Linked DNA regions of Homo sapiens: region 1 is linked to region 2. A link is a loop called in an ENCODE intact Hi-C map of the cell type or tissue named here. Cell type or tissue: gastrocnemius medialis. All regions are shown on one strand. Each heading gives the region's core, and the rest is flanking DNA. Links, peaks and the distances in the headings are about the cores only.

What was found. Hi-C counts contacts between places; a loop is a spot of excess contacts. Peaks named below come from ENCODE experiments on the same cell type or tissue, not always from the same donor. Only the 100,000 strongest peaks of a DNase experiment are listed, where the experiment ranks them.
Region 1: a loop joins it to region 2, with 11 times the contacts of the local background. A loop is called at or near these places in 27 of 110 quality-filtered maps.

Annotation. Positions count from the first base shown.
Region 1 is chr18:21,950,592-21,961,145 of GRCh38, forward strand. No RefSeq gene overlaps it. Among named protein-coding and RNA genes, the nearest start is that of LINC01900, 25 kb to the right of the region's middle. In gastrocnemius medialis, for the core only: a CTCF peak has its summit at 5,642 (motif pointing left); a DNase peak (open chromatin) is centred at 5,640.
Region 2 is chr18:21,483,474-21,494,027 of GRCh38, forward strand. GREB1L (GREB1 like retinoic acid receptor coactivator) reads left to right here. Exons shown (of 33, transcript NM_001142966.3): 18 at 2,147-2,280; 19 at 6,539-6,878. Among named protein-coding and RNA genes, the nearest start is that of GREB1L-AS1, 38 kb to the left of the region's middle. In gastrocnemius medialis, for the core only: a CTCF peak has its summit at 5,844 (motif pointing right); no DNase peak of the experiment used is centred there; H3K27ac peaks cover 4,225 bases.

The DNA of each region.
Region 1 (10,554 bases), core at 1,469-9,468, 470 kb after region 2:
AGCATAATTCCCTTGAGATCCATTCAAGATGTTGGGTGTATGAATAGCTGGTTCCTTTTATTTGCTGAGTATTCCAAGGTATAGGTGTACCGTCGCGTGTTTAACCATTCATTGGTTGAAAGACATTTGGATTGTTTTCAGTTTGGAGCCATTATAAATAATGCTGCTATAAACATTCATGTACAGGTTTTTGTGTGGACATAAGTTTTTGTTTCTCTGGAATGTGCTACATCCTTTTACTTTCAACCTTCATATATAATTTTAAGCTAGTTTTTTTGTAAAACAGCGTATAGTTTGGTCATTTAAAAAGTCCATTCTGCCAATCTCTTTCAATTAATTTGTTCAGTCTATTTACACTTAATGTGATTATTTATGTGTGGATTTAAGCCTACCAGTTTATTATTTGTTTTCTGTTTCCTCTGTTTTTTGTTCCTCAGTTTCCCATATAGTGCCTTCTTTATGGTCATTTGAATATTTTGTAGTATTCTATTTATTTTGTGTGTATGTGTATGTTTTACTGTATCTCTTTGTATAATATTTTTAGTGATTGCTCTAGAGATTACAAAATACATCCTTACCTTTTCATGACATTTTTTAACTTTTATTGCCCCCAAGTAGAAGCTACCTTTTCATGACATTTTACCACTTCGAGTAGAATGCAGAAACTTTACCATCATATAGGGCCCTTCATTTCCCCCCCGGCTCATTTTGTCATTATCGTATGTGTTACACCTATATACATTGTACCAAACGATGTTATACTTTTGGTTTTCAACCATCAAGCCTTTATGTATATCTATATCTAATCTATATCTATATGTATCTATCTATATCTATATCTATATTTTCAGACAGGGTCTTGCTCTGTCGCCCAGGCTGGAATGCAGTGGCACAGTCTCAGCTCACTGCAACCTCTGCCTCTTGGGCTCAAGTAATCTTCCCACCTCAGCCTCCTGAGTAGCTGGGACTACAGGTGTGCACTACCACGCCCAGCTAATTTTTGTAGTTTTAGTAGAGATGGGGTTTCACTATGTTGGGCAGGCTGGTCCCAACTCTTGGCCTCGAGTGATTTCCCTGCCTCGGCCTCCTAAAGTGCTGGGGTTACAGGCGTGAGCCACCACACAAGGCCCATCAAGCATATTTTTAAGAAACTGAGAGAAGAAAAATAGTCTATTACATTCATCTATATTTACCACTTCTATTGCTCTTCCTTTATTCCTGGTATCCCAAGTTCCTTCTGGTATCATTTCCCTTCTTTTTGAAGAATGTACTTTTAGAGCAGCTCTGCTGGCAACAAAATTCCATTTTCTTTGTTCTGAGATGGTCTTTACTTAACCTTGTATTCCTGAAGTATATCTTCACTGAATATGAAATTCTGAGTTGATAGTTTTCTTTCAGCATTTAAAAAATGCTCTTCTTCTTTCTTCTGAACTCCATGATTTCTGTGGGATATCTCCAAGTTATTTGAGTTATTGTTCCTCTATAAATAACATGTCATTTTTCTCTGGTTTCTTTTCTTTTCTTTCTTTCTTTTTTCTTTTTTTTTTTTGAGATGGAGTTTCACTCTGTCACCCAGCTGGAGTGCAGTGGCATGATCTCAGCTCACTGTAACCTCTGCCTCCCGGGTTCAAGTGATTCTTCTGCCTCAGCCTCCTGAACAGCTGGGACTACAGGTGTGCGCCACCATGCCTGGCTAATTTTTGTATTTTTAGTAGAGATGGGGTTTCACCATGTTGGCCAGGCTGGTCTTAAACTTCTGACCTCAAGCAATCCGCCAGCCTCGGCCTCCCAAAGCGCTGGGAATTACAGGTGTTAGCTACCGTGCCCGGCCCTCTGGTTTCTTTTGATATTTCAATTTTGTCTTTAGTTTTAAGTAGTTTGATGATAATATTGGGGGACATGGATTTTGGGGGTGTTTAGCCTCTTTGGGGTTTGCTGAGCTTCTCAAATCTGTAGGTTTCCTGTGTTTCACCAAAGTTGAGAAATTTCCAGTCATTATTTCTTCAATTTTTTTTTCTGCACTGCACTCTTTACTCACTTCTCCTAGCACTCTGAGAACACAAATGGTCAGCCTTTTGTTGTCGTTGCCCAGTTCCCTGAGGCTTGTCCATTCTCTCCCCAACTTGTCCATCTTTATCCTTTCTTCCTTTTTTTTTTTTTGGTTGTTTGTTTATTTTCTTGTCTTTTTGTTCCATATAGTGAAGTTCGTGGTAAACCATCTTTATTCTTCCTGTTGTTTAGATTGGGGAGTTTTTATTGATCTGTCTTCAAGCTCACTGACTCTTTCCTCTGTCATCTCCATTCTGCCATTCAGCCCCTCAGTGAGTTTTTACATTTCAGTTATTATATTTTTCAGTTCGAACACTTTCATTTGGCTTTTCTTTATATTTTCTATTTCTTTGTTGGGACTATCTATTTTTCCATTTATTTAAAGGAAGTTAGCCCTTACTTGTTGGAGCATTTTTGTAACAGTTGCTTTTAAGTCTTTGTCAGCCACAATAAAAAATGATAAAGGGAATATCACCACTGATCCCACAGAAATACAAACAACCATCAGAGAATACTATAAATATATCTATGCAAATAAACTAGAAAATCTAGAAGAAATGAATAAATTCCCGAAAATATACACCCTCCCAAGACTAAACCAGGAAGAAGTTGAATCCCTGAATAGACCAATAACAAGTTCTGAAATCGAGGCAGTAATACATAGCCTACCAATCAAAAAAAGCCAGGACCAGATAGATTTACAGCTGAATTCTACCAGAGGTGCAAAGAGGAGCTGGTACCATTTCTTCTGAAATGATTCCAAACAATCGAAAAGGAGAGAGTTCTTCCTAATTCATTTTATGAGGCCAGCATCATCCTGATACCAAAACCTGGCAGGGATACAACAAAAAAAACCAAAACTTCAGGCCAATATCCCTGATGAACATTGATGTGAAAAGCCTCAATAAAATACTGGCAAAGCAAATCCAGCAGCACATCAAAAAGTTTACCCATCACCATCAAGTCGACTTCTTTCCTGGGATGCAAGGCTGGATCAACATATGCAAATGAAAAAATATAATTCATCACATAAACAGAACTAAAGACAAAATTATATCTGTATTGAGGCATGATTATCTCAATAGACTCAGAAAAGGCCTTTGATAAAATTCAATATCCCTTCGTGTTGAAAACTCTCAATAAATTAAGTATAGGTGGAGCATATCTCAAAATAATAAGAGCCATTTATGACAAGCCCACAGCCAATATCATACTGAATGGCAAAAGCTAGAAGCATTCCCCTTGAAAACTGGCACAAGACAAGGATGCCCTCTCTCACCACTCCTATTCAACATAGTATTGGAATTTCTGGCCAGGGTAATCAGGCAAGAGAAAGAAATAAAGTGTACTCAAATAGGAAGAGAGGAAGCCAAACGGTCTCTGTTTGCAGACGACATGCTCCCGTATTTAGAAAACCCCATCGTCTCAGCCCAAAAGCTCCTTAAGCTGATAAGCAAATTTAGCAAAGTCTCAGGATACAAAATCAATGTGCAAAAATCACAAGCATTCCTATACACTAACAATAGACAATCAGAGAGTCAAATCATGAATGAACTTCCATTCACAACTGCTACAAAAAAAAATACCTAGGAATACAGCTAACAAGGGAAGTGGAGGACCTCTTCAAGAACAATAAACCTTTGTTTAAGGAAATCAGAGGACACAAACAAATGGAAAATCATTTCATGCTCGTGGATAGGAAGAATCAATATTGTGATTCTTACTGCCCAAAGTAATTTATAGATTCAATGCTATTCATATTAAACTACTATTGACATTCTTCACAGAATTAGTAAAAAAAAAAACTACTTTAAAATTTATATGAAACCAAAAAAGAGCCCGTATAGCCAAGACAATCCTAAACAAAAAGAACAAAGTTGGAGGCATTACGCTACCTGACTTCAAACTACACTACAAGGCTACATTAAACAAAACAGCATGGTACTGTTACAATAACAGACATACAGACCAATGAAACAGAATAGAGATCTCAGAAATGAGTCCACACATCTACAACCATCTGATCTTTGACAAACCTGACAAAAACAAGCAATGGGAAAAGGGCTCCCTATTTAATAAATGGTGCTGGAAAAACTGGCTAGCCTTATGCAGAAAATTGAAACTGGACCCCTTCCTTATATCTTGTACAAAAATTTAAACTCAAGATGGATTAAAGACTTAAATGTAAACCCAAAACTACAAAAGCCCTAGAAGAAAATCTGGCCACTACCATTCAGGACATAGGCACGGGCAAAGATTTTATGACAAAACACCAAAAGCAATCGCAACAAAAGCAAAAATTGACAAATGGGATTTAATTAAACTAATGAACTTTTGCATAGCAAAAGAAACTATCATCAGTGCAAACATACAACCTACAGAATGGGAGAAAAGTTTTGCAATCTATCCATTTGACAAAGGTCTAATATCCAGAATCTACAAGGAACTTAAACAAATTTACAAGAAAAAAAAATTAAAACATGTGCAAAGGACATGAACAGACACTTCTCAAAAGAAGACATTTATGTAGCCAACGTATTAAAAAAAGCTCAGCATCACTGATCATTAGAGAAATGCAAATCAAAACCACAGTGAGATACCATCTCACACCAGTCAGAATGGCGATTATTAAAAAGTCAAGCAACAACAGATGCTGGTGAGGCTGTGAAGTAGGAACACTTTTACACTGTTGGTGGAAAGGTAAATTAGTTCAACCATTGTGGAAGACAGTGTGGCAATTCCTCAAAGATCTGGGCATATACCCAAAGGAATATAAATAATTCTATTATAAAGATACATGCACATGTATGTTCATTGCAGCACTATTCACAATAGCAAAGACATGGTATCAACCCAAAAGCCCATCAATGTTAGACTGGATAATGAAAATGTGGTACATATACACGATGGAATACTATGCAGCCATAAAAAAGAACTAGGTCATGTCCTTTGCAGGGACATGGATGGAGCTGGAAGCCATTATCTTCAGCAAATTAACACAGGAACAGAAAAGCAAACACCGCATATTGTCACTTGTAAGTAGGAGCTGAACAATGAGAATACATGGACACAGGGAGGGGAACAACACACACTGGGGCCTGTCGGGGATAGGGGTGGGAAGAGGGAGAGCATCAGGATAAATAGCTAATACATGCAGGGCTTAATACCTAGGTAATGAGTTGATAGGTGCAGCAAATCACCATCGCACATATTTACCTGTGTAACAAACCTGCACGTCTTGCACAGGTATCCCAGTACTTAAAATAAAATAAAATAAAAACAAAAACAAACAAAAATAAAGTCTTTGTCAGCTAATTCCAACATCTGTGTTATCTCAGCATGTTAGTTGAGATTTTCCTAGTTCTTCACAGAGTGAGAAATTTTGTATTGTACTCTGGACATTTTGAATGTTATGAGTCTCTGGGTCTTGTTTAAAATTCTATGGAAAACATTTTATTCTGTTTTTTAACGTTAGTGGGTTATAGGTATGGTTGGGTTCAAGTTGTAAGTTCTGATCATCCTTCAGTGGTGTGTGGTTTCAATGTTCCACTAACACGCACTGCTATTCAGAGCAGTCCTGCATGTGCGCCACCTGGTGGCCAGTCTAGGCAGTCTAGGAGGTGGGACATGGTTCACCTCATAGTTTACAGTTGTATCTCAAAGCTTTTGATATACTGTTTAGGGTCAGATTCATGAATGTTCCACTTGTGGATAAACCCAGGGATTCTTAAACAACTTTATCAAGTCCCTTTCCCTAATACCTCCCTCTCTATAATGTCCCTAGTACTTTCTGAGTCCTGGGCTCCCCTTTTCAGTCCTCCAACCTGAAGAAAAACAAAAAAGAAATGGGGGATTTCTCCCTCTCCTTTGAGCATTAGGAGACCACGCCCTTGAGCCAGAACCAGAGGGTTTCTCTTGGACTTCTCTCCATTCATGCAGACGCCCATGTCCAGGTTCCACACTACCTTACACCTAGTCTGGGCAACACTGAAGCGAAAAATACAGTAGACTCACCACCCATTCAGAGGTACTTTAAAGTCTGGTCTTCCTTTCTGGTCTATCTGCTACTAGATGCTCACAGTATCCAAGTCATTGTGCCGTGCATTCTGTCCAGGTTTATCGCTTCATCCGGTGGGGGGATAGGGTCATAACTACATGACTCAAAACTCAGCCCCATCTTACCTGAAACCTGGGCTGAGTTTTGAATCATGTAGTTAATCTAATTAATACTGATTAATGGATACTTGGGCTATTCTTCCTGCCTTTTAAATTGTCGTGTTTCTGGAATCTGTTTTAATATTCTTATCTTATCCCTTCATAACACTGGTTCTCACCTTGGGTTTTCATTAGAATCACCTACACAGATTAAAAAAAAAAAGTTGATGTCCAGGCTACATCCCAGCCAAATTAAACCAGAATCTCTGGGAATAGGATCCAGGAATTAATACTTATATTTAAAAAAAATATTTCACACCACTTACCCCATCCTCTAATCCTCCAAACCTGTTCTTCCTATAATCTGCCTCATTTCACTTAATATTGTCACCATCCTCCAAACTCCCAAGTAAGACACCTTGGAGTTGGCCTGAACTCAGCTCCAGAATTTTTGCATTCAGGCTACCATCTGCCCTGTCATTGCCAACTCAGAAATGTCTTCAAATGTGGCTCTCATCTCTATTCCTTTTTTTTTTTTGTCACAGGATCTCACTCTGTCACCCAGGCTGGAGTGCAGTGGTACAATCACTGCTCACTGCAGCCTTGACCTCCTGGGTTCAAGTGATCTTCCTGCTTCAGTGTCCTGAGTACCTGGGACCATGGGTGCATGCCGCATGTCTGACTAATTTTTTTATTTTCGGTACAGACGGTGTCTCACTTTGTTGCCCAGGCTGGTTTCATACTCCTGGGCTCAAGTGATCCTCCCGCCTCGGCCTCCCAAAGTGCTGCAATGACAGGTGTGAGCCACCATGCCCAGCCATCTCCATTCTTTTAATCAAGCTCACGTTGCATAGCTGTGTCATTGGTTTCCCTGTCACTGGGCTGTCTTGGCAAACACTCTCACTGCTGCCAAAGGGATCTTCCTAAAAGAAGACTCTGTCAAGCCCCTTGTAAAACCTCCCTAGCGCCTCCTGCCCCCCAGTCTAGAGTCTAAACTCCTGGGCAAGGCACACGAGGCTTGCCATACTTGGCTTAGACTTCTTCTCCTAACTCCTCCCCCATCACCCATACATCTCTTTTCCCCACCTGGCAAAGACACACTGACATTCCCGAAATACCCCCGGCCCCGGAACACCTTATTGTTATCCTACTCACTTCCTACTTTGATGCCTGGCCATCTCCTTTTCAACCTTTAAGAACCAACTGAAATGTGAACCACTCGCCAGTGCTTCCCAGCTGATGTCATTACTGATCCTCCAGCTTTGGCCATAGTGTATTATCATGGTCACAGGCCGGGCGCGGTGGCTCATGACTGTAATCCCAGCACTTCGGGAGGCTGAAGTGGGTGGATCACCTGTGGTCAGGAGTTTGAAACCAGCCTGACCAACATAGTGAAACCCTGTCTCTACTAAAAATACAAAATTAGCTGGGCATGGTGGAGCATGCCTGTAATCCCGGCTACTTGGGAGGCTGAGGCAGGAGAATCGCTTGAACCCAGGAGGCTGAGGTTGCAGTGAACTGAGATCGCGCCATTGCACTCCAGCCTGGGCAACAAGAGTGAAACTCGGTCTCAAAAGATAAATGAGTCATGGTCACAAAACTCCACTGAAACTGTTTGCATGTCCGTCTCTCCCACTAGACTGGGGGCACCTTGAGGGTGGGTACTTATCAACATTTGTCTTTCTGGGAAAGCACACAGTGCCTGACTCACAGCAGACCCGCAGTGGGTGTTCAAACAAATAAATGAATATAGAGCAGACAGGGGCCCAGGAAGCAGCTCTGTGAGATTAGCGAAGTAAAAAGAAACAGGATGAAATGCAGGTATTTAAACACGGCATGAATGTTTGCAAAATGGAACAAGATTGCCAAAATTTCTAAGCTCAGACAAAGTAGTCATTTCTGGTTTAGGTCCAGGTATTGATACTACTTCAAAACCAGCCTGGGTGTTTTCTTAGCTGAAGGAAAAGGAGATGCCAGGGAAATACAATGAACTTCTGAAACAGGTATAAAGCCAGCCTCCAAGGAACTGAGGAAACGCCTCTGATCTGGAAAGTGGCATCACTTGTCAAACTTGAATTCAATTCCTGGCTCACTGCCTGCTGCTGGGGAAACATGGGCAAGTTAATTAACTTCATTGAGCCTCAATTTTCTCATCTGTAAAATGGGTACAATATTTCCTACCTCATAGGATTGTGTTGAGTATTGAACGAGTTAATTCATATTTCTAGTATGTAGTTAAGTGCCTGATAAATAGTGTTATTTTTATTTTCTGGTGATTTAGGGAATGAGTTGGCAGAAGTAGATGAAAAGAGGCATACGTCTGTTTCAGTTGGGGTCTTTATTGTCCTCAGCTCCTTAGAGGAGAAAGCCTTTGAATTCCCATGTCCTCATGTCTAGGGATGGGCTGACAGCCCAGGTTCCTCCTCTGGCTTTTGGCCACCGCTCTTGGTCCAGCTGGCCAACTTCCCCGCTCAGAGCCACAGAGCAACAAGGAGCCAGCACTGTCCCTTCATCCAGGGAAGTGCCTCATTCCTCATCTAAGTGTCCTTGACTCCTGAAATAATAGGGCAATATTTGAACATCCTATACCTAGACAGGCCCTATTTGCCAAGGACATTCTAAAAATATACTGTTGGGATTAAAAAAAAAACTTGCTGATTCTAAAGATCTCTGGAGGTGGTACCTTCTAAATTTATGTGCACAGAAGTAGCCAGACCTTGAGATGTCCATTCAAGGTATACGAGGGTGCAGTGGCACGTGTCTGGAATCCCAGTTACTTGGGAAGCTGAGACAGGAGGATCACTTGAGCTCAGGAGTTTGAGACCAGACTGGACAACATAGTGAGACTTTGTTTCTATAAAAAATATGTACATGACACATTCAGCCACAAACATCACTAGATTATCTTTTGGGTGAGTAGCTCACTAAAACATTAAAAGCCAGGCAATCAGTGTTCCTGAAGATTGTATCTGTCCGTCTGTCATCTCTCCTTTTACTGGGCACATGAATTCATGCCAGCATTGTGTGTGGAAAACACCTCAGTTTCAATAGGAGAGGAAAGAAGGACAGAAGGAAAGAAGGAAAACTGACATTGACCGAGAGTCTACCATGTGCAAGGCATTTTCTGTATCTTCTCATTTAATCCTTGCAAAAATTATACAGGAAAACTTATTCCCATTCTTAAAGGTCAGGAAATGGAGACTCATATAGAAATGACTTGCCCAGGTTCACTCATGCAGCAAGCGGCAAAGCTGAGATTTGCTTCCAAACCAGCCCACTCTAAAACCAACATTCAGCCCATCGCCCAGGCAGCAAGAGTTGTCAGCTGAAGCACACAGCAATTGAATTTTCACATACTTCTCATTTCCCCTTTCCAACCCTTCTCCACCTCCACCTTCCCCACCCCTTTCCCCCTTCTGCAAGCTTCTCTGTGACGTTCCACTGTAGCGTGATCCTCCAACTACAATCAGCAGCGCAGCCACAGGAATTACTGAAGGGCAGGCAGGGTTGGTAATACATGCAATCCATTTGCTGACTGCACTTGAATGCACATGGAAGTATGCGAGTGCAGGGAGGGCCCCGGAGGGAGGCACACATCTATATTTCAAATTAGCAAGTCAGTCACAAGTTACAGCTCCATGCCAGGGGCGTTTTTAGATAGCCAGACACACAGATAATGAAGGCACAGATTAACTGCGTCTGACTGTGCGGTAACTTAAAGCTCTCAGCCTCTATGGCCAGTCCATGTGGTGAAACAAACATTCCTCCAGCATATGGTAAGTTTTAGTAGAAAGCTTGCAGTGAGAAGTGTGGGTCCCTATCAGATGGGTGAAGGACATGTGGTTGATATTACAGCATGCGTTCACCTCTCAGACCCACTGGATTCGGCCCATTCTCTCTCCTTTTCCCAGGGTCACTTCTATTTTTTGGAAAATAGGGACAAGGTGTCACTGTGTTGCCCAGGCTGGTTTTGAACTCCTGGGCTCTTGAACTCCTGGCCTCCCAAAGTGTTAGGATTACAGGCATGAGCCACTGTGCCTGGTCCAGGACAGGTACTTGACTGGCTTCTCTGCACTGAAAAAAAATAAAATCTCCACCCATGCAGCTCCGAGAATGTAACTATTTCTTAGAATTTTCAATAAATTAAACTATTGAGTTAAATAGTAGCAAAGTGCTTAAGATTGGGAACAAGGAGGCCAGATTCTCATCCCCCTCCCGCCTTAAATGGCCTTGGACAAGTCACAATGTTTTCGTCAAGAGTATGAAATATTTTCTTTTTTTGGTTATTTTTAAAATAGTCTTTTTCTTACTTAAAAGCAGTGGCTCACGCCTGTAATCCCAGCACCTTAG
Region 2 (10,554 bases), core at 1,211-9,210:
GTCATTCAATCTATGTTGTCAGTCTCCAGTATCTCTAGGAACATATTCCGGTGCTCTCATAAAGCCTGTTTACCCTCAAACCCTATTCCTAAAAGCAGGGTTTTGGGGGGGACCTCAAAAAATTAAAAGCTGCCAGTTAAAACATGCTTTATTTTTATCTTATGGACCTTATAAATCATACAGTTGTTTCTCTTTAGATGGTTACTGAAAAGCTCAGAACCAGCCGGGCACATTGGCTCATGTCTGTAATCCCAGCACTTTGGGAGGCCGAGGCAGGTTGATCACCTGAGATCAGGAATTCGACACCAGCCTGCTAACATGGTGAAATCTAATCTCTACTAAAAATACAAAAATTAGCTGGGTGTGGTGGTACATGCCTGTAGTCCCAGCTGCTTGGGAGGCTGAGGCAGGAGAATGGCTTGAACCCAGGAGGCAGAGATTGCAGTGAGCCGAGATCATGCCACTGCACTCCAGCCTGGGTGACAGAGTGAGACTCCTCAAAAAAAAAGAAAAAAAAAAAGCTCAGAATTTGGGCTACCAAATTTGTAGCCCACTTCTAACCAAATGTGCAGCAGCTGCTGGCATGCATTTTAGGGAATACTTACTTTATCCCTGGCCCAATCTTCCTTCTCTTACCCTTGCTTTTTCTTCCTCTGATTGCTTAATTTATTTTTATCTTAATACATACATACATATATATATATAATTTTTTTTTTTTTTGAGATGGAGTTTCACTCTGTCGCCCAGGCTGGAGTGCAGTGGCACAATCTCGGCTCACTGCAACCTCCACCTCCGGGTTCAAGGTATTCTTCTGCCTCAGCCTCCTGAGTAGCTGGGTCTGTAGGCACCCGCCACCACGCCTGGCTAATTTTTGTATTTTCGGTAGAGATGGGGTTTCACCATATTGGCCAGGCTGGTCTCAAAAAAAAGTGCTGGGTTTACGGGCGTGAGCCACTGCGCCCAGCCTTTATCTTATTACATTTTTTAAAGCTGCCTTATTTCCTTTATGAGTTGGAGAGCACTTAAATAAAAATGTCAACACATAATAAATAACAAAAGTGGGCCAGGCGCAGTAGCTTACGCCTGTAATCCCAGCACTTTGGGAGGCCAAGGCGGGCGGATCACCTGAGTCCAGGAATTTGAGACCAGCCTGGCCAACGTGGCGAAACCCCGTCTCTCCTAAAAATGCAAAAAAAGAAATTAGCTGGGCGTGGTGGTGGGTGCCTGTAATCCCAGCCACTCGGGAGGCTGAGGCAGGAGAATCGCTTGAAACCGGGAGGCAGAGGTTGCAGTGAGCCAAGATCGCACCATTGCACTCCAGCCTGGGCAACAAGAGCAAAACTTGGTCTCAAAAATAAAATAAAATAACAAAAGTGAGACCAAATGGCACAGGCAACATGACAGCAAGCAGTGACTGTAAAAAACTAATGTAGAAAAGATGCAAAAGAAAGCTACAAACAAAAACAGATTCATGAACTCAAAAAGCTTATTTAATATCGTAGAGCTTCTGAGTTTAAGGATAAGCAACTTGTCACACTTCTCAAGATCCTCTGAGGGCATCCTTATGTCACATCCTAAAATAGCTATTCATTTTCATAGTGATGACTGACTCATCAAGAGGGGGCTACGTTAAATACTGTGGATCCTGTTAAAGGAAAGCATATATTCCATTTTTAAAGTAAAATTTGTTTGCAAAGATAAGCTTTTATGAGTTATCATTATGAAATGATGTCAGAAAAGTTAAGGTTTCTGTAACAGAGGAGTTTGTCAATCTCTAGAGCGTTCTGAGGAAAGCCTATTTATCTGTATAGAGAACTACTTCCAGCAGGGAAAAAGGCTGAGAATTGAGGCTGTCTGACCTTGTGTATCCCAACAAAAAAAAAAGAAAACAAACCATGTGCCTGAAGGAAGTGTGTCAACTTTCCACTAATCACATATTCAGTTCCTTTGAAATTAAAAGAAGTTTCACTTAGTGCCTCAGAGATGACTGCAGAGTTGGTGTCGGGTTACATAATGAAACAGTATTTTTTCTTACTTGTCAGGAAATAACCTCTTACAGCGGTCATTTCTGTAAACCCCACTTTCTGGAAAACAAGACACACTGTATCCTGTCCTCATTGGGTTTTTGCTCTGTATTTTGAACCAGGAGGACGTGGGCTGCGAGGAGAAGCTGTACTTTGGCTTGAGTGAGTACAGCAAGTCTCTGCAGTGGGGGATCACGAGCCCACTTCTGAGATGTGACGAGACTTTTGAAAAAATGGTGAACACACTCTTGGAGAGGTAAATAGTAAATAAGGCCTTCTGCTCTTCTCTCTAGCTGTACTTGCAGATCTAAAATAGCCAAAAGCCTTTTGTGTCAGTGCTACGGGGTGTTTGATGGAGCCCTTGCAGATGACGTGCAAAGGCCAAATTAAAACAGCCTTTCCTAAGATGCCCTACTATTGTTTTATGTGATCATCCAAGATCAATAAAGGAAAATACAACCAAAGTGGGCCATTGCACTACTTTTCATGCTGAGTCAGCTCCCGGTCATGCTTCACTGCTATCATCAGGAGATGGATAGGGCAGAGAGGGATTTGCTTATTCAAGACCCGCTTCTGGCTGGGCGCGGTGGCCCACGCCTGTAATCCCAGCACTTTGGGAGGCCGAGGCGGGCGGACCATGACATCAGGAGATCGAGACCACCCTGGCTAACACGGTGAAACCCCATCTCTACTAAAAATACGAAAAATTAGCCAGGCGTGGTGGCAGATGCCTGTAGTCCCAGCTACTTGGGAGGCTGAGGCAGGAGAATGGTGTGAACCCGGGAGGTGGAGCTTGCAGTGAGCCGAGACCACGCCACTGCACTCCAGCCTGGGTGACAGAGCGAGACTCCGTCTCAAAAAAAAAAAAAAAAAGTCCCACTTCTCTGAGCTCCGGCCTCTCCTACCCTACACCTCAGACTTTGACATTTTTCCCTCTTTTCTCCCCTGTCCACCACAGGCAAGGACCCTAAGATGATTCAGTAAAAACTAAACTTTACTATGAGAGATTTGAAGTATACACTGGAAGAAATTAAAGAGCAATCAGATAATTGAGGTGAATTCAGTTCTTGGGGCTCCTCCTCCAGTCCCTGGCCTTAGGGATTAAGGAACATAACTGCTGTCTTTTCTTCCCTTTTCTAAAAAAAGAAAAAAAAAATCCCCATTTTCAGATTAAACTCTGAAAGAGTTTTTTTCCCTCTGTGACCTTGAATCATAGATTCAGAGGTAGGTAGAGACATTAGAATTTACCTAACCTAATAAAGGTCCCTTTCTGCCCTCCACAATATTCTGTTTGATCATCCAATGTTGGGGCGATTGGGCTTTATTTTATGGGGCAAATTCTAATTTTTAGTAGCTATAGTTCTTAGAATGGCTTTAATTGATCATATTATTTAACAGCTATTTAACAAACCTGTCCATAATTTTGCTAAGAAAAAAGAAAAGGAAATTAAAATGAGGACCTATGGATGCATCCTATTCAGTAGATTATAATACTGCATCCGGAAAGAGCACAGGCTCAAGTACGGTTTGATATTTTTGCAGCTGTTGGATTTGGAAAGTCTTAACTGACACTGTGACATTAATCCTTTCACAGCACATGTAGTCTTAATTTTCCAAAATCATTCCATGAGTACCCCCTTTAAGCATTCCTACCCACCTGTTACATCCACCAGCTTGAAATGCATCTTCTTTTTCTGGTAACATCATTCAGAGTTTCCTAACTTTTATTTTAAATGATGATCTCATCAACTTTCTATTGTAGTTTTGTGCTACAAAAGTTGTAAGTATAGTTTAATGCAAGCATGACAGATTGGAGAAACTGTGCACTTCTGACTTCATGATTCTTCCAGAGTATGAAACAGAAATGCCAGATATCAAAGTTACCATTTATTCTAACTTTGGCTTTTCTACGTGGCCCAGCAAAAAGCATTAAGCTTGAAACATAGATTATCTATACTTATTTCCTCCAACCCAGTCACCCCAGCCTAATAGTAGCTATGACTTACTGAATACCTGAAGGGACCAGCCCAGGATTTATTGAACTGAAGGATTTCTTCATTTCTACCCAGCCAGCTAAATCCTTGCAATGTGTGAAGACCTTGCTAGAGGCTGGATAAAATCTAGAGCTAGCTTTGTCTCTGATCAGTTGTATGAACTGGGACAAGCAGCTGAACTTCTCTCTGCCCCTGAACTCATTCTCTTTCTATGAAAAGGCAGAGTGGGCTGGGCGCGGTGGCTCATGCCTGTAATCCCACCACTTTGGGAGGCCAAGGTGGGTGGATCACCTGAGGTCAGGAGTTCGAGACCAGCCTGGCCAACGTGGTAAAACCCTGTCTCTACTAAAAATACAAAAAAAAAAAAAAATTAGCCAGGCGTGGTGGCGGGCACCTGTAATCCCAGGTACTTGGGAGGTTGAGGCAGGAGAATCACTTGAACCTGGGAGGCGGAGGTTGCAGTGAGCTGAGATTGCGCCATTGCACTCCAGTCCGAGCGACAGAGTGAGACTCCATCTCAAAAAAAAAAAAGACCGGGTGCAGTGGCTTACACCTGTAATCCCAGCACTTTGGGAGGCTGAGGTGGGCGGATCACCTGAGGTCAGGAGTTTGAGACCAGCCTGATCAACATGGAGAAACCCTGTCTCTACTAAAAATACAAAATTAGCTGGGCGCATGCCTGTAATCCCAGCTACTCAGGAGGCTGAGGCAGGAGAATTGCTTGAACCCGGGAAGCGAAGGTTGCAGTGAGCCAAGATTGCACTACTGCACTCCAGCCTGGGTGACAGAGCGGGACTCTGTCTCGAAAAAAGAAAAAGAAAAGGCAGAGTTGTTCATATACAGGGCATCTTGGTCCTTTCCAGTTCTAAAACACCTCAAAAGTGTTCATGTGTTATTCATTTGATAGCTGTCATTGGCATTTCTTTGACCTGGAGGTTTTCTGTGCAAGGCCAGTGGACCACTTGTTGTATTTTAAGTAGAATTATAGAATGGAACAAAGGTGAAATCCCCCATTAGCCTACCCAGCTGCTGGTGGCTGCATTGCTACCAAATGGCAACCAGAAAGAAAGTGCACAGCCCCAGCCTTATTCTACCAGGCTCCATGAGAGCATTGGCCAACCTTGGACCCAGAGCCCACTTTGCCAGCACCTACTTTCTTTCTTTTTCTCTTTTTTATATTTTTAAGACAGACTCTCACTCCGTCGCCCAGGCTGGAGTGCAATGGCATGATCTCGGCTCACTGTAACCTCCACCTCCCAGGTTCAAGTGATTGTCCTGCCTCAGCCTCCCAAGTAGCTGGGATTACAGGCGCCCGCCACCACACCCAGCTAATTTTTATATTTTTAGTAGAGATGGGGTTTCACCATGTTGGCTAGGCTGGTCTCGAACTCCTGATCTCAAGTGATCCACCCACCTCGTCCTCCCAAAGTGCTGGGATTATAGGCATGAGCCACCGCGCCCAGCCTACTTTCTTTTTTAAAAAATTTTATTTTTATTCAGCAGCAGAAGTACTGCTGGGCAGTGTGCTCAGGGTAGCCAAGCACCTGCTTTCTTGACTAGCAGCTCTTCATGCCTGTAACTGGGTCCTCTTTGCCCATTCGTACTCATTTTGTCATCAGGCCTGGCTGAGGCGTAGCACCAAAAGGAGAGATTTGTTTTCTACCTCCTATAATTGTAAAAACTGCCGATTTTAACAAAGGGATCCTCTTCCCTGGCAGTCCAGGCTTAGGGGAAAATGGTACCAAAGGCTGCTGCTGCTACCAGGCTCAGATTTGCTTGGCTCCCTTGACGGAGCCAGGTCTCAGGTGATGAGGCTACAACACTAGGGGGTGCTATTTCTCCAGTCAGCTCCAAGTTTCTCCAGCACCAAGGAACAGTTTATGGAAAGATAGAAATTGCTATCTGTGAGGCTGACCTCAGATTAGTAGTAATAATTACCCTTTTTATGTCTAATACTCGACAGATATTACATTAATGCCTCAGTTTCCTGTATTGTAATCTTATATATCAGAGAAATAAGTGGACAGTGCTGCCATTCTAACCCAATACCACCAGCAAGAGGTGAGGATCCAGGAATTATCCATGATGACTATGCTGGCAATGAATGGAATAGACCAGCGTGTCTCAGAATTTAACGTGCATGCAATTCCCTGGGAGTCTTGTTAAGCTTCAGATTCTGATTAGTAGGTCTGGGGTGGGGAGATTGAGCATTTCTAACAAGCTCCCAGGTGCTGCTGCTGCTGGTGGTCTGTAGACCATACTTTGAGAAGAGGTTTCTAGACAATCTCTAAACCCCTTTACTGTGCTGTACTTATCCCAACAGGTTGATTCACATGCTTTGGAAGCTCAACCTTTTCCTTCCAGTGATGTAGGATCCCAGGTCATTCTAGAACTAAAGCCCCACCACACTGATCAGTAGCCCCTTCCCCACCATGCTTAATCTGCATTCTTACTGCACAGGCCTTGCTGCTCCCAGCTGGCCCTGCTGCCTGAGTGCTAGTGCCTTGTTTTCTGTTGAAGGTACCCCAGGCTGCACAGCATGGTCGTCCGCTGCTATCTTCTCATCCAGCAGTACTCTGAGGCCCTGATGGCTCTCACCACCATGGCGTCACTCCGCGACCACAGCACACCAGAAACACTCAGCATTATGGATGACCTCATCAGCTCCCCAGGCAAAAACAAAAGTGGGAGGGGACACATGCTCATTATCAGGGTGCCCTCGGTGCAGCTGGCGATGTTAGCCAAGGAGCGGCTACAGGAGGTGCGCGACAAACTGGGTCTGCAGTATCGGTTTGAGATCATCCTTGGGAACCCGGCCACCGAACTCAGTGTTGCAACTCACTTTGTGGCGCGATTAAAGGTTAGCAATGGACAGACATTTCTCCTTTAAAATACCATTTGTTTCTCTTTTCTAGGAATCCTACATAGGTGGCTCAGGGGCCTGAGTTTAATAGAATCACATGTGTGATTCCATGACAATGATAAGGCTAAATTAAGGGACATATTCACTTTCTTAATTAGAACCAGTTTGTAAAGATTGCCCAGCCCTTTATAGCATGCAGTTAGTGCATGCAGTTGGTCTTCCATGCTCTCCAACTGCAGGTGCAAAAAAATGAGATGACCCAATTTGACCCCATGTTTATTGGCCTTGTTCAAGATGCATGTAGCCCATGGCCATCTGTTTTCTGAGAAAAAAAGGTAAGTTATCCTCTCAGACCTCTGTGGGGTAATGTTTTAAGTATCCTCAACTCACTAATTCTTTTCTGTTCATCTAGCCTCTCTGTGAGCTCATGTCTAGAGTCGGTAAAGTATTCTGTTTCATCTTCAGTACTCAGAACTGTTCCTAGCCCTCTTGCATGTGGATTCCTCAGCAGTTTGTTGTTTCTTTTTACTTGCTTTGACCCTCAGCCCCAAGGCTTTGGCTGGACTGAGACTTTGCCAGGCGCCCTACAGAAGAATTTAGTGCATGACTGAGTCCCTCACTGCTCCCTCTGCACGGCCAGTGATTGACTGCTTCTCCCCTTCCTCTCCTGTCAAGCATCAGGGTGGGAGGAGTAGAACCCTCAGCCAACTAACCTAACTCCCTACCTTATGCCTGACTCGGTTTTTCTGGGCCTGTAATCCAGTGGGGCCTAGCCATTAGAAAGCATTTAATCAAATATCCACCTACATGTCGGTATGGAACTGAGCTAGCTACTGTATGTCTGAGTTAGACCAACTTGTTTCTGCGCCCTATACATTAAATGCTGAGCTAAATTGGGTTAAGGAAAATCTGGTTCAGCACAAATTTTATGAAAAGAAGGCACATAGTCATGGGGGAATTTGCATTTTCACCCTGGGCTGCGGTTTCCCATCTGCAAAATGAGAGAATTGGGTTGTATAATCTCTAAGAGTTCTAATTTGGGGATGATTATTTAGTGTTCAAAAATTGTTCTGGGCTGGGCGCAGTGGCTCATGCCTGTAATCCCAGCACTTTGGGAGGCTGAGGCAGACAGATCAGGAGGTCAGGAGATCAAGACCATCCTGGCTAACATGGTGAAACCCCGTTTTTACTAAAAATACAAAAAAAAAATTAGCCAGGTGTGGTGGCGGGTGCCTGTATTCCCAGCTACTCAGGAGGCTGAGGCAGGAGAATGGTGTGAACCCAGGAGGCGGAGCTTGCAGTGAGCCAAGATCGCACCACTGCACTCCAGCCTGGGCGACAGAGCGAGACTCTGTCTCAAAAAAAAAAAAAAATTGTTCTGGAGATGTAAATCTTCTTCTTGTGTTCAGTTAGCTAACCTAAATTGAATAATCCAAAATGCAGACAAAATATCTTGTATTAGCTTAATAAGCAATTGGAACAAATAAAATTGTCCAAAAAATAGAAACTCCTAAATTTAGAAGTTGTAACATTTATGTTTCATATATAGATACACGTTCACAATTTTATGTTATAGTCATAGACTACATTACAGTGGAATTCCTAGGATGAATAACAAAACTCCGGAAACGCTTCTTACAGTATAATTCATGGAGACATGAATTACGGGCTTGAGACCATTTGAATATTGCTAATGATGAAGAATTTGGAGGCTGGGCACGGTAGCTCATGCCTGTAATCCCAGCACTTTGGGAGGCCGAGGCGGGCGGATCACAAGGTCAGGAGATCAAGACCACCCTGGCTAACACGGTGAAACCCTGTCTCTACTAAAAATACAAAAAATTAGCCAGGCATGGTGGCGGGCGCCTGTGGTCCCAGCTACTCGGGAGGCTGAGGCAGGAGAATGGCGTGAACCCGGGAGGCGGAGCTTGTAGTGAGCCGAGATTGTGCCACTACACTCCAGCCTGGGCGACAGAGCAAGACTCTGTCTCAAAAAAAAAAGAAAGAAAAAGAAAAAGAATTTGGAAAGGCGGACAATCAGCAGCACCATGCTAAGTCTCCCACATCTGTTGCCAGAGATGACCTAAATGCACGTGAGGCTGCTGGGTCTTCTCCTGGTCTCTGTTGACACTGATTAAGTGAAGCTACTTAGAGAGTCTTAATCATGTGTTCAGAAGGGCCAGTCACTAAGTCAGTATAAATCAGTCTGTCCTAAATAATTTACCCCTCTGGACCACTGTTGGAAAACCACAGTCAAGGCCTGAGGTTCTTCACCTGGCTGCTAGCTCATCAGAATCACCTGCAGGGCTTTCAGAGGCACATTAGTTGACAATCACTGTGCCCTAAACGAAGGGGGCCTCAAGTTACGACTTCTCAAGGCAGTGACATCTTCCTCAATTGGTATGAGTAGCTGCCAGGCAACAAGTACGTATAAGAGTGTCCCATATTCTGGCTGCTGTGATGGCTCATGCCTGTAGTCCCAGCTACTTGGGAGCCTGAGGCAGGAGGTTTGCTTGAGCCCAGGAGTTTGAGGCTGCAGTGAGCTATGATCCCACCACTGCACTCCAGCCTGTGCAACAGAGTGAGACCCTGTCTCTTAAAAATATATAAAAATAAACAAGTCCCAAATTCTCAAAATCACTGGATCACATCAGTCCTTTTTATACTCTGTATTTGTGTGGGAGTAAAAATATGAGATCATGTTGGGATGTTCACATCGTAAGCAAGACTGAATTGTCAAGTAGATTGCGGCTCACTCATTTATTTCTAAGTTATCAACCTCCTTCACCATTTTCAGGATGGCAAGATTGTGCCTTCTATCTCTACTTTTGGGTAAAATCCAACACTACTTCTATTATGTGATCTTATTTTTGTGCTTACCCCTAATTATCCTGTTATGTATTGTGGTTAACTTATACTGATGATGACCCCTTTGGAAGGATACAAAGTTTAAGTCAGTTCCTCCAGAAGGCAGGTGAAGCTTTCATTAGATGTCCTTGTTCTTAAGCCTTGTATTATCCTTGAACTCAATGATCACCCCATCTTTTGTGTTAAGTGCTTCTGCAATGTCATCTTGAGGGCCTGATTGATGCACAGGAGAACTGCAGCCATCAGTCATCAGAAGGAGCAATGTGATGGAAAAGCATTTTATAGTGGGTTTGGCTAGCTGTGGTTGGTCAAGAGTAAAAGTGAGATTTGACTACTAATCTGAAAATAAACATCCTCATATAGGCCAGGTGCAGTGGCTCACGCCTATAATCCCAGCACTTTGGGAGACTGAGGCGGGCAGTCGCTTGAGGTCAGGAGTTCAAGACCAGCCTGGCCAATATGGCGAAACCCCATCTCTACTAAAAATACAAAAATTAGCCAGGTGTGGTGGTGGGTGCCTGTAATCGCAGCTACTCAGGAGGCTGAGGCAGGAGATTCGCTTGAACCCGGGAGGTGGAGGTCGCCATGAGCCAAGATTGCACCACTGTACTCCAGCCTGGGTGACAGAGTGAGACCCTGTCTCAAAAAAAAAAAAAAAAAAAAAAAAAAAAGTCCTCATACAGTAAAACATTTTAACTCTTATTCCATCAATATAAACCTGACCTCTTCCTGGTAAAGCTATGACCTCTATAGAGACAGTTCTGGGAGATAAAACACATTCAGGGAGAAACCCAGTGTCAGGGAT